Linked DNA regions of Homo sapiens: region 2 is linked to region 1. The links are chromatin contacts, found by Hi-C or POLR2A ChIA-PET in ENCODE. All regions are on one chromosome and are shown on one strand. Each heading gives the region's core, a stretch centred on a gene start or an enhancer-like site at or near the end of the contact. The rest is flanking DNA. Distances are from core to core; before and after follow the strand shown.

What was found. A loop is a pair of places that touch in the nucleus more often than their neighbours do. ChIA-PET counts read pairs that join two places held with the same protein, here RNA polymerase II (POLR2A). Pooled maps may share reads with other maps.
Region 2: a map of naive thymus-derived CD4-positive, alpha-beta T cell shows a loop between it and region 1 (6-fold over the local background). The contact joins two enhancer-like sites. A Hi-C loop is called at or near these places in 5 of 168 maps with a recorded cell type or tissue (B cell, GM12878, mesothelial cell of epicardium and 1 more), 9 of 37 single-sample maps with no recorded cell type and 15 of 50 pooled maps. POLR2A ChIA-PET finds 5 or more read pairs at or near these places in 2 of 52 experiments (GM12878 and WTC11).

Annotation. Positions count from the first base shown.
Region 1 is chr1:172,084,765-172,091,726 of GRCh38, reverse strand. The region is part of intron 12 of DNM3 (dynamin 3); the gene reads right to left. Among named protein-coding and RNA genes, the nearest start is that of MIR3120, 51 kb to the left of the region's middle. Within about 2 kb of position 1,371, at least 2 of the 41 ENCODE cell types and tissues checked have a DNase peak (open chromatin) inside an H3K27ac peak, as active enhancers do.
Region 2 is chr1:172,179,796-172,186,927 of GRCh38, reverse strand. All of the region lies in intron 14 of DNM3 (dynamin 3), which reads right to left. Among named protein-coding and RNA genes, the nearest start is that of DNM3OS, 39 kb to the right of the region's middle. RefSeq lists an enhancer at 5,733-5,782. Within about 2 kb of position 5,552, at least 25 of the 41 ENCODE cell types and tissues checked have a DNase peak (open chromatin) inside an H3K27ac peak, as active enhancers do.

The DNA.
Region 1 (6,962 bases), core at 122-2,621:
CCATTCCATTTAATGGTAAAAACCAAAGTCCATACAAGGGTCTACAAGGCCCTACTCAAGCAACCCCCACTACTGCCTCTTTGACTCATCTCCTCCTACCCTTCACCTTGTTCCCTGAAGAGTTCCAGCCACACTGGCATCTGCTCTTTTTCAAACCCACCCAATACACTCCCATTTAGAGCCTTCAGGCAAGCTAGCTCCCTAGGATGTACTTCCCGCTTTCATCTGCATGGTTCCCAACATCTCTTTCAAGTCTTCATTCAAATCCTTCTTTTCAGTTAGGACTACTCTGACCACCCTATTTATAACCGCATCCCTCCCTTCCTCCAAGACTATCATCCCCTTTACCCTGTTTGATTTTTCTGTCTGGCATTTCTCACCTTCCGATACACTACACGGTGTATTTATTTTTTGTGTTTGTCTGCCCTTTTCCATTAGACTGTAAGCTCCTAATGAGCAGGGGTTTGCGTCTGTTTTGTTCACTGCTATATCCCCAGGGCCTGCAAAGGACATGGCACATGGTTGGTTTCATGAAATATCTGTTCGATGAAAAGCCCAATGAAGTTGATGCCATTATAACCCTCATTTTAGACATAAGCACAGAGGGTTAAAAGCCAGAAAGGACTCCAACAACTTAACAACAGAGCCCACACGTTTCATCACTAGGTTACTCTATCCCTCAAAAGGACAAAGGCTTTCTTTTGGTGGATCCATGAATAAACACGTATCAATATAAGAAACACAACTCATTTTGGTTATTCTGGGAAGATCAGCAATACTCAGTATTCTTACAGATTGTTTAATAGTTTATGGAAGCTGTTTTGGAGATCAATGAAATGGTCTAAAATAGAGAAAAGGGAGACTAAAGCTCTCAGTCAACTGTTTAAAGTGATGGGATGTTGTGCTGCAGTAACAAGTTAGAAATCAACACCACACTTAGAACAGCTGATCAAAATAAGTTTTTAATAAACTCCTCTGATACATTTAAGCTGCTTTCCTTCACTCAAACTCATGAAAAAACACTGCATTCAACTGAAGGTGGGCAGGGGGTGGGTGGTGAAAGGCCATACTGTATTTGGTTGCTAAAAATATTTTGTGTATATATTTTTTTCCAATTTAAAATTTGCTAATTTCAACTTCTTCCTTCCTTGTTTTTTATTTTTCCAGCTTTCTGTTAAATGGTTAATCCTCTTAATTACGATGAAATTATTTCCTCTTTAACCATTTCTCTGAACAATCTAAATCTACATTATTCAGGTCTTGTAGGTGAGGCTGTGAAAGAGGTAACCAGGATCCAATGTGCCCACACCGCCCTCTGGCTGCCCTCATGCCCTGGCGCACACAGCGTCTTGAGTAGCACTCTCCTAAGGGCTTCGGATCTCCTCCTTACTTTCTTTTTCCACATTAAATGTCACTTTTCCAGCACCCTCCAGGCTTCCTGCTCTTCCAGGAATGCATGAGAAAACTACTATTATAATGAGATCATGACACCTTCATAGGTTATGTTTATCTCTTCCAAGCACCATAATTGTGTTTTAGGAGTAATGTTTTCACTGAAACACTGACTAGTGGTGAAAACCTGTGATAGACCCACAGGTGCTTCCTTTGAACAAATTATTGTAGACCCTAAAATTATGTATCAGTCCCCTTCAAATCACTTAAGGGAAAAGAAGTTGAATGTAAAGCAAAAGCCGCAAAGATCGTTAATGACTCCTTTGCTACCTTAGGTGAAAAGTTTGATCAAAATGGACTTCAGTCGCTCAGCTATAAAATGTGTATATGTGTGTCATAAAGGAGACAGACAGAAACAGAGACAGAGAGGAGGGCTAGAGGACTAAACAAGTTGTTTCTTAGGTTCCTTTTAGGTCCAATATTCCTTGAGATGCAAAATTACTCTCAGAAGCTTATAAGCTACACTAGATAAAGACAATGTCCATTGACAGTTTCCATCTGTGAAATAATGCATATTTAGGATCTACCACTTGTAAGAATATGCCAAAGGAAAAGTAGATTTACTTTATAAGCCAATCTCAAATATTAGAGTTAGAAAAAACACTAAGTTGCCTCTATTTTCCACCTAAAGAATCTTTTTGCAGCAATTGGCCCCATAAACTTAAACATTCTGTTGCTAATGATGTATTTAGCTACTTGAAGTTACTTCAAAAGCAACAACAACAAAAAAAGCTGCCTGCTTAGAATACATTCTTTCTCATAATTCTTCTGCATAATAATTGAACTGAGAGTATTTCAAAACATTTATTTAAAAATATGTTCCTTAAAAAACCTGTAAGGACTTGCAAGTTAACTTGAGCCCTTGGACATGTTCTTGGATATAGTTACTTAACCAATTAACTCTGAAATATTATAAAACATACCTATGTATGGTGTTTTAGTTTAACATAAATCAAAAACTATAGGGCACGAACTCCGTAGCATATAAAAATATGAATAAGGTATAGTTCTTGTTATCAAAAGCCTACAATTTGTCTGGTACAAGTAATGATATGCATACACAAAACAAAAATAACAAATAAAAAATAAAATCCATATTAATAAACATGTGAGGATGTAATAGAAAGCAAAAACAAAGTGCTTCTGTTTTAAATGTGGGATATAATTACCCATATCTTCTCATATGTGTGTGCGTGTGTGCACGCACATTTGTCGTTTGTCATATAAATTCCTACTACACACAAGTCACTGTGGAAGGCTTTGCCAGAACACTAAAACGTAGAACCAAATTGGTGTATGCTGAGACATAATGATTCTAAAAGTATATAACAAGAAGTTTAAACTTCTATAAAAATAAGAGTACATTAGAAGACAATCAGAGAACCCCTAATGTTATCTCTTGGCTCAAAACTTTTTTGCACAGTGTCCTATCCTTGTCTATGATGTGTGACCATTTATCAAATAAATCCTATACCATTGTAATTTCTCTGAATGTTCAGGGACAAGAAATATAATTTCAGATGATATGATCTGAACTGTTTGTAGCAAACTTGAAAAGAAGATAAACTTTAATAAAGGAAAACAAATGACTACGTTCCAAGAGAATAGACTGGTATTAGCAAAGCCAGGAAGTAGAAAGATGAGGCATATGGGGAAGTTGTGGAGAGTAAAACTATTATGGTAGAATTATCCAATCATAGACTGGGGTTTGTAAGTGATCTTAAAAGCCATCTAGTATAATAACTGTACGTTGGGGCCAGTTATGGAGAATTTGGCTGTTACTCTGAAGGCAGCAGAAAACATTCCATGTTTCTGTGCCAGCAAGTGACATGATCAAGGCAATGTTTTAGTACAAATTAGTTCCCTGAAATGCATAGTATTGACTCAAGCAGAGAAGACAGGAAGCAGTCAGCCCAGACCCCCTGTCTCTGACTATTGGAGTCCTGTCCAGTCTTAAAACTCCAATCAAGCATCATGCCTGAATTATGCCTTTTTAGAAACCTCCAGTTATCTCTCCTTTTCATGCACTCCCAAAGCCTTGGTCTGTGCCTGTATTTTATAAACAAGATTGTAAGTTGGGTTTCCAACAATGCCTGCTCCTTGATAGTCAAGAGCATCAATCTTGGTATTTCTACCTCTCTCATCACTGACATTACCTAGCAGAGGGTTTATGGTAGTATCTTAAGAAATACGTATGGAATTCTGTTTTGATGCCAGGGTTATTTACAACCAGACTATCAATGATCATCTGTACTAGGAAACCTAAATAATTTGAAGAAGCATATCATAGGCATGTGTTAAAGCAAAAGTATGGTACAGTTAGGGATCCCAAAGTGGTCAGACTGGCTGCAGCATGGACTTAGGGAGTAGAGTAGAAAGGAATAGTAACAATAGAATAGGCTGAAGAGGTAAACAAGATACAGATTATAGAGAGCCTTGGAAATTACATTAATAAGTTTAGACTTTATTCTGAAAGTAACAGAGAATCTCAGAAGGAATGAGAAAGAGGATGACAGGGGTACAGAGAGACTGTTGTAGTAACTCAAGTAAGAGAAGACTAACTTTAGTAGTGGCAATGATGATAGAAAGAAATAGATGAATTCAAAAAATATTATGGAGATAGAATCACATGAACTTGGTAAAGATGGATGGAGACAAAGATATGAGGGGAACAAGGAGCAAAGAATAGGACTGGGAGGTGCCATCCACAGAAAGTGGGAACAACATAGAAGTTAAAAATTATAAGAGCAGATGAGGAGTTTAGTTTGGGACTAGAAGGTTGAGGCTTCTCTAGGATATATAAGTAGAGATGTCCAATAGACATCTGAATATGGTACATAGTCCAGTGAAAAGTCTTGAAATGAAGATCTAGATTTGGAGTCATCAGATAAAGTTGGCAACTAAAACCATTGGAGTGGGTAAGATCCATTAGGAATAATGCAGTGAGTGAGAAAGAAGGGGGTCTAGGGTGGAAAATTGATTAAAGAATAGTTCTTAAGCCATGATCAGAAGATGAAGAGCTCCTAAAGACTGAGAAGTGGCTAGAGTGAAAAGAGGAAAACCAGGAGAGAGTGGAAGGTTATTGAAGCAAAGGAACAGATCTCTTCAAGAAGGAGTGATTAACGGTGGTGTCAAATGAAAGGCTCAGAATTGTCCATTGGATTAACTGTTTTGTCCTGGACAAAAGCAGTCTCAGTGGAGTGGAGTGGTAGAAACTAGATTGCAGTGGGCCGAAAAGTGAAAGGAAGATGAAAAAGAGAATGGAACACAGACTAAGGCCACTCAAAGAGGGCTCAGATGCATTAAGGAAATGGAGAGTCCCTTTGAGATGTAGATTCCATAGCAAATATCAGAGTGTGCCTCTACCTCTACCCACATTTCAACTGCTCAACAGCCACATACAGGTAGTAGCTTCTGTACTGAACAGCACAGATTATACGATAGTTCCATCATCTCAGAAACTTCTATTGTGCAACAGTGCTATAGAGTAAAGAAGCTCTTTTAGACTTGTTTAGTAGCAATTAAGAGGCTTCCTTGCTCTTTCTCTCAGTAGCTACCACCATAGGTCACCACTAAGCTGTCAATAAAGTAGGACCCACAGTGAAGGTCCCAGAGCCATCAGCCGGAGTCACTATACTGTAGGGCTCTGCCGTCCAATGCAGTAGCTGGTAGCCAGATTAAAACTTTAATTAGATTGAATTAAATTAAAAATTTATTGCCTTCATTGCACTACCCACATTTCAACTGCTCAATAGCCACATACAGCTAGTGGCTTCTGTATTGAACAGCACAGATTATACAATAGTTCCATCATCTCAGAAAGTTCTATTGTGCAATGGTGCTACAGAGTAAAGCAATTTTAGACTGTTCTTTTATATTATCCAAGAAAGATTATGAACACTTCACAAGAGTCCCAAGAGTGTAACTTATCACAGGTTACACTGTGATAGTCCAGGCTCCGTCCAATCAGACTGAAGCCAAAGGGAGAAGAAACAATGTCCGTTTCTCCTCCAGGATCTTTAATGAAGGCTCAGGCTATTATGCAAGAAAATCTTACAGAACTTGGGAGTCTGCAAAAGAAGAATCACTTACCTCCTAAGATTCATGTTAAGGATGAAGATGAAGTTTAAAATAACATATTTGAGGATGAAAGAGAAAACTGGAAGTCTACTTATTTTTAAAATGGTGCTTGGAACATTGGAATTTATAACTTATTTGAACAGGATATGTGAATGGTATCCTTTCAAGTTGCTCAATCCTGTATTTCTACTTGACAACAATCTCAGTAAGCAACCAAGCATTTAATTCCTAAATTTGCATATAAGTCAAAAAAAGGATCTTTTTATACTCCAATACCTAAGTTTTGATTCCACAAGAGAGAGAACATTCTCATGTAAGATTAGGAACTAGAAACATTATTACAATAGAATATAATTATGCATTAGGGAAAAATAAACTAAGAATGTAAAGGGAAAGACTAAGATTGCTCTGGAATTTAGTGGCAAGGTTGAAATGCACTGCCTTCAGTAAAACGGCAATAGAGGCATTCCAGAGGATCAGGAAAAAGATATAACAAATCTTAAGACCCATAGAATTTTCATGGTGCTCAAATAACAAGAACTGAAATCTGCACACTGTATCATTTCAACTGTGAGAAAACAGGTGTTGAGACCTACTGAGCAGATTGAAAAACAAACAGACCTTGGTCTGCTGCTTGCGGTGTATAGAGATATCACTCTAACGGCACATATCTATAGTCCCTCTTTCTCTTTAACCATTGGACTGCATAAATCCTAGTAACTCAGAAAGCAAATTGTGTCATGGAACAAATGAAGAAGAGCAGAGGAGTTTGAAATTTCACTTCCCAAGGCATTCCACTAACAAGATTGCCTTTTTGTTCAAAAGAGGATTACTGAGGACGAGGGGAAGTGAATGAAGGAACAATTGGGCCAGTTCTTATTTTCTTAAATAGCAAAAACTAGCTATATTATGTAAAAATATATGTAATTTAGGGTTTTTTTTTTTCTAAAGCAGAGAATGACAAATTAAAACCCTTAAGTCACAAAGAAATTTGACGTTTTCTTCTGAAATGCTGAACTTTCAGGCTCAGAAACTATATTATAGTTGAAAAAACATTTAGAAGCCAGGAAATTCCAAAGCAAGCCTAGAGCAGTGCTTATTTGGACACATTACACACGGTACATATTTTACAGGCCATGTCTAACAAATAACTAGAAGATGGAAAAAAAGTGTCACATATTAAACATGACAGTATAAATTCTATAACAGAAAGAAGAATTTTGAGATGTCCTGAATGCTACTCTGAAAGTAAATATTTTATTAATCCAATTTTAGCAATTCATTTTCATTTTTTAAAAAATTAGAACAAAAAGTCATCCAAGTTGAAAAAAATTACATGTGTAAAGTACTATGTACATCACCATCCTATAAATCTGGGAGGCAGTTCCTTCCCTTTTGGCAACTCTCTAAAAATCTCATGAAACAAATGC
Region 2 (7,132 bases), core at 4,303-6,802, 91 kb before region 1:
AGACACAAACCCTCCATAGCTAGGGTTCACAACCCATGATCCATGAACAATCTTCAAGATGGGGGAGTCTTCAGAAATCAATCTGTGAATGTGTGCAATAGCCTAAGGAAAACATCTATAACTCCTACGATGTTCTTAAATGTTTACAGAACTTCAAAAAGTTAAAGAACAACTGGTAGAGATGAAAAATACTTCCAGGCTGGCAAATGATGCTCTCAAAACTTTCTATCACCAATTGATTCTGATTCCTTCAGTGAGAGGGGGCTGACCATCAATAGAGGGTGAGAAGTCCCTTGAAGAAGCAAGAAGTAGCAGCCTTTGTATCAAAAGAGGCAGATGCCTGGATTCTGGACCTCTCAAAAATAACCAAAACTTTGCTCTAAATCCATGTCATCTTCAAAAGGGGGGGACAGCATTGTCCTTCTAAATTATTTCCCCTTTTATATTATATCTCTTCTATATTATTTTACCCACGATTGGTACTACCTTAAGGTGGTCAGGAGAATGGAAACTGCATTTCATCATTACAAAGTTAAAAAAAAAAACAGCAACTGACACAGGGTTAACAACCAAGTCCACATTCCCAAACCCTTGTTCAGCTCTCTAGGTCATGTTGCCTTTCTGGGTTATATCTCCACATTTCTTGGAATTTGTAACCGACGTTTAAATTAACTTTTAAGCACTCTGCACTTTGAGGTAAAGTTGGTTGGTCGTAAGCAAAAATAACTTCAAAGTCTGAAGTCCTCACTCCCTTTTGGTCCCTAAGCACCCAAAAGATGTTCTGTCATCCCCCAAACTCTGGAATGTCTTCCCAGGAAGTGAGTTAAAATCACATTTCTCCTTATTCCCATTTTTATTGTAATTATTGATTAACAATAAATTGGTTTCTTGCTTCTCACATTTTTGCCTTTCTGCCTTGCAAATGAGTTTTATCATGCAGGAGACCAATTATAAAACAATGTAAAATATAACAACTGTTCATAATATGACTGCTTGGAATTAAAAAACAATTTTTATTTGAGGATGGGCCAAATTCGTCAGACAAAAAAGTCAAAATGTGGCTCCTAAGACATTTCTCCAGGCTTATTATGACAGTGGAACTAATCAATAAACCCTTCTATATTATTTTATTCCCAGTTTCAAAACCAGCTATGAAATAAACTTAGTTGACTTAGATTATTCAGCAGTTGTTCTTATCTAGCTATGAAGCAGTGTTTGCAATACATTTACAATAGAACTTCACAAAATGGATAAACAATTACCAAAGTCTAGAAAAATGATTCCTAAGTGCACAAACACATTAAAAATCTTCTGTTTAGGCCAGGTTGCTATATAATTCTGAATAGAGTGTGACCTTGCTTCCCTCAGAGGCTCTTTGGAATTTGGCTCTGATTTCAGCCTTTCCTCTGCCAAGCATATAGAATGAATTAGGTGAAGCTCTGTTACAAATGCACCCCACCCACAATGGTTTCCAATAGAGAGCTAAATGTTTTAAAACCACAGTTCAACTTAAATGTAAAAATGGTTCTGCTTTCAAAATTGAGTTTCACTTCCCTTTGTCTTGTGCTCACCCCTTTTTCTCTGCATTCCAATTCTACTCCCCAGTGAGAGAATAAAATTGGAACAAATGTAAACAGGAAACCTAAAGTAAACAGTCTAAATGCATATTTCTAGTCTTTAATTTCAGGTATTCACACACTGAAGGGGCCTCTTTCAATCTCACTGCCGATGCAAATAAAGGAGGCATTAGGAGCTTCCCTCAATTCCATCTTAGCTTTAGTACCCAGAGTCCGTCAAAGACCACTGAGGCAAAGAGCAAAACCTACTTATCTTCAGGACCCAGCATGAACACTGAGTGAGAGGAGCTGCCCCTATGTGTTGACTAAGTTTCCAGCCTCCCTTTTTTTTTCCAAATCACTTTACTTCTATTCCAGATGTTCGATGCTCTCTTAGTGTTCCAATTCTCAGCTGTTACAAAGACAGCATCTCATGAATTAATTTATTATATGGTATAGGGTGTGCAAAAGAAAGAACATGGGCTTGCTGGCAGACCAACTAGGGGATCAAATCTCAGCTACACAGTTCATTCCCTTAAGAGGGTGACAGGAAAGCGATGAACTTCTCTAATATTTGGATTCTACATTTGTAAAACCCCAAACCCAAGTCTGCAATGAGAATGCACATATCAAGTCCATGGGTCAGATTCCGTACTTAATAAACTCTAAGATGATTTTTCCTCCTTTCCCATTCCTGGGCTTACACATCCCAGAAGTATTTGTCTTTTAAAGTAGACAATATGAAGAGAGCAACATTCAACAGAAACAATGAATTTCTTAAAAAGGCAAGTTAGGCCCTGAGCACCTAGCCTGGGGACATATTCTGGGATATTACCATACCCTCCAGATTGTGCTGCTCATTACTGTGTTGAGGGTCATTGTTTAGAAGGGAGGATAAAATTTCTCAATTTCTAAAAAAAATTAATTTCAAATTCCTACTTTTCAATCACCAACTCCCAACTGCAGAAAAACTGCTGTGTCTCTGCAGATGGGTTTTATTTTATGTAGTGGGTATGTCTTACAAGAACTGTGCAATTTAAATGGTGGTCAATGTAATGATATTTTCCATGTTTATTTTGTGATAATTTTCTTTGCTTGTTTAACAGTTCAGGTTGTCTGATGCTATATTCAGACTACATATCTAAATTCTCCATCAGTGTGTCTGGGATTGTTTGAGTTCTTAGTAGGTTTTAACATCATTTAATGAGAAGATTTAGAAAACATTGCAACAATAAACCTAATGAACTTCACAACTTGTGAGGTGAGCAGGATAGGGATCCTCACGCTACTTTGCAGAAATAAAATTGAGATAAAGCAACTAATCCAAGGTCAAGCTATTACTTGAGTGTAACTGAGCCAAGAACATAGATTTTGCTATTATTGTTATGATTGCTGTTGTTTTGAGTACTAGAATATTAATTTCTATTACACTGCTGATTCTCTAGAAAAAAAAAAAAACTTTGAAGCCAGGTGTATTGGCTCATGCCTGTAATCCCAGCACTTTGGGAGGCTAAGGCAGAAGGAACACTTGAGCCCAGGAGTTCAAAATCAGCCTGGTGAAACCCTGTTTCTACAAAAAAAAAAAAAAAAAAAAAAAAAAAAAATTAGCTGGGCATGGTGGTGCAACCCTGTAGTCCTAGCTACTCAGGAGGCTGAGGTGGGAGCATTGCTTGGGCCCAGGAGGTGGAGGCTGCAGTAAGCCATGATTGCATCACTGCACTCCAGCCTGGGTGACAGGGTGAGACCCTATCACAAAAAATAAAAAAATTTAAAAAAGTTTGAATGTATTTACCAAAATAATTGGCAATAATTTTAAGCAACTAACATGTTTTATCATCTGCCAGACCAAGCACATTCCTTACTTTAAAAACTCCACAATGTTTCAGTGTATTTGGGTTTTGAAACCCAGAATCACTGTATTTTCCTTATACTGGTACACAGATAATTCTTAGTATTTATTTGCCAAGTCTTCACTTATGACATCAAAATTTAATTTGTGTTAAAAAAACTTTGTATAATATAGAATATTTTCAACATCATGATATTATATCCATAAAGTGTGTGAAACCAATATATTGAACTTTCCCAGAAATTATTTGTGTTTGAAACCAAAACTGGCTAAATAAAATATATCTCTATTGGGTAGTATGTGGAGACGATATGGAGAATAACAGGCATGATCTAGAGATGGTGCTGTATGTGCATATCTGTATTAATACTGAAACCAGTGATCTTCTCATCCCCTTTCCCTCTCTATGGCCATCACTTCCCACTAAACTTTTGGCGTCTGGGACAGGACAGTGCCTTTCTGTACCTAGCTCCCTTTAGTTAAAAAGTTGCCTTTTTACCAGTTCTTGGTAAAGGAACTAAGAAATTTTTTTTGATAGAAACTATACTCAGTTGTCATGATTATTAAAATTGGACTTTAAATAATTACCTGCACAATTGGAATGATACTACATTATCAATACTTACTCTCAAAATAAAGTGCTGATACTATTCTCATATTGAAGTCACCAATTGCAGGAAAACTGACGATTGGGGTCCTTAAGCCTTCCTGCAATGGTATAAAAGATTGGGTATTCAACTTTTTCTACTTTTGTTTTCTCTCTTTGAATAAAAACAGAAACACAATCTTAGGACTCTGTGCCTAATGAGGCCCAGAATTTGAATTTTCAGGCAGTCTCTGAGGACAATGCAGATAGAGGGAGGGGCATGCAGAGCAGAAGGCCTCTCTATGCTCCACTTTAGTGAGTACCTCTGAGCAGGTTCATTGCAATTCATTTCATCTTTATTTTTGTCCTTAAACAGAGTAGGAGAAAAGCAAGTCTGTGGAGAACATTTTATTGAAATGAGTTGGATTTATTGCTGGACTTGGTTATCTTGTTTTTGAGGAAATATTTGCATTTGAGGGAAAAAGTGTGTTTTATTACTTCATCTCTAGTACCATTTAAGGTATGTAATGATGGTTAGACATCAACCTGCAAAATATTTCTTCAGAGCACCCTGTCCTCTAGCTTCTCATATCCCAGTGATGCCAGATCCTAAATTAATTTCATGCACACAAACTCAACATTATTATCTCCATTTTTATGCTTTATCTAGTGAGTTAAGCATCTTAGAGAAATCGTTTTTTTGTTTGTTTGTTTCCCCTAACTGATCTTGGACAGACTGTTAAAAAAAAAAAAACTATAAAATGTTGTCACATTTTTTTCCTCTTGACCAGACTTCACGTCCCAGCTTGATGACCTTCACACTACAATAATGTTGCCTATTTCTAATAGTAAAAAGTTCCAGTTCGTTATAACCAAAAACTCAAAGAAATCGACTATCAGTCTTGAAACCCCTTACATATTATCTTTAAATAGAGTTCATAAAGTTGTGGCAACACCCACCAAAAACAGACATGAGGCAGATTGATTCATCAGCACCTAATGAGTTAATTAAGAAACAAAAATACAAGAACACACAGAATTATGGCCAGCCTGGCCTTGCTTATTCAGTTTTAGTCAGAGACCACAACTTCTTTCAAATAACCCCAGTTTATTTTCAAAAAAAAAAAAAAAAACCCTGTCTTCAGACAGGATATGGGGGAGGAGTTAAGTGGTGATGTTTTACACATGCACATCTGGATACAGTCCAATTATTTCCCTTAAACATTCCCCCAGTTGTTTTCATTTTGCTCCATGCTTTGGCATTCATAAATTTGTGAGATTAATTGTGTGTCAGCAGTCTGCAGGCCTGGAGCTGGGCACCAGTTTAGTAGCAATACGGCTACAAAACAACTCTGTAGAGAAATACGTTCACATATTTAAAAAGGAAAGCATAGTCACATAGTTCGTTTCTGTTTAATATCAGGCATTGACGTTATGCATAAAGAAGGTAGTGTAATCTTTCAGGGAATTGCCCTAATAGCAAGATATATATAGATATATATCTCCACGCCTACCAGAAATATGTGTGTGTGTGTGTGTGTGTGTGTGTGTGTGTGTGTGTAAACTCAAGTGTTTTAAAGCATAAGAAAGGATTCATCAAGAGGAAAAATGAAGAGTTCAGGGCTGGACATATTTGTGTTCCTTGTTTTCATCTGATTATTTTGAAGGGCGTGTCAACAGATTGCATTTCTTGTCTTGGAAATGTACTAACAATTAAAATCACCTTTGCCAAAAAGAACCAACTTATCTTAGAGATGGTGGAGAAGCATCTTTATTTTAAAAGATGTTTTGCAAAGCCTCTTATGCTTTCAAAATTACTATATGAAAAGTGAAACTAGAAGCTTTCTGCCCTGATGTGTAGGCCTCACAGTCCAGATTATGAGCTCAGCTAAGGAAGAGCTGTGTTCCCCAGAGCCCAGCGGAGTGGCGGCACTTGGTAAGTGCTCCGTACTTGCCAGTTGACAACAAAAGAACTATCATTTAAATGTTGGTAAACAGATATTTATTCTTGTTTAATGTTATTTTGCCTTATATCCATGAGTAGGAAATAAACTATTAGATATTGTGACATTTTTCACAAGTAAATGCCACATGCCAAAGTAAGGTAATAGGTAGGGCAAATTTTCATACATATACATAACAGAGGAGAGTGTTCCAGATTAAAGTTCTGAGATTTGCAACATCAGTATTGGGAGGAAACTGGCAGCTTCTCCTCTAACCCTCTACAGAAACACAAAACAGCTATTGGAAACATGTAGAGCATTCCTCTGGAAAATAATTAGGCTTCAAATAAATCATATGCTATTCCTGCAATAAAAGAAGGAAACTTTTTATGATCTTCTGTTTTCCCTCAAGTATGCTATATGTTGAGAAGTTTTACCTAAATCACACTGTATTCTAGCAGTAAGCTCTTAATTATATAAGAAATAAAATGCATTGCAGATATTACAATGAATCCACTTGTCCTTAGACTATTTATCTATCAGAATATTTTCTAGGCCAATATATTTGAAGGCTACTGAGAAAATCACACACTGTTCTTTGGCTTTAGTTTCCTTGTGAGTAAAATGAGGTGCATAATCTCAGCCCTATCTACGATACAGGGTAAAAGTCAGGATCTAACGAGTGAAATTGGTAAACCATAAAGAACAAACAAGTGTTGGTTAGCATGCAGTAAACATACAAACTCTCCTACTCATGGTTCTGTATTGAAAAACCGAAATACATAGTATCTTATTCTTTACATAAATTAATTTACTGATCTTGAGACCTAACTGAATCATGATAGTATATCCACATAGACTAGATTTGTTCCTACAGGGCAAACTGCCATGCATTCATGCTAAACTATACAAGAGCAGCCAGGTAACAGAAGGCAATGCTGCTTCAAAAACACTGCAAATTTGACTCAGAACTCAGAGACACGGTATGATATTTGTAACATATTTACAGATACAATTAGGCTTTACTGAAGCTAATTGATTTTCACCACCTGAGCTTATTATCTACTAATGGTAGGGTTCTAGTCGTCTAATCCCTGCTATGTACGCCATGGGCGAAAATCTAATTAACCTCTCAGAGCCTTAGTTTTTTAATACATAAAAAAGTAATAACACCTGCTCTGATGAAGCTATTGTGAAG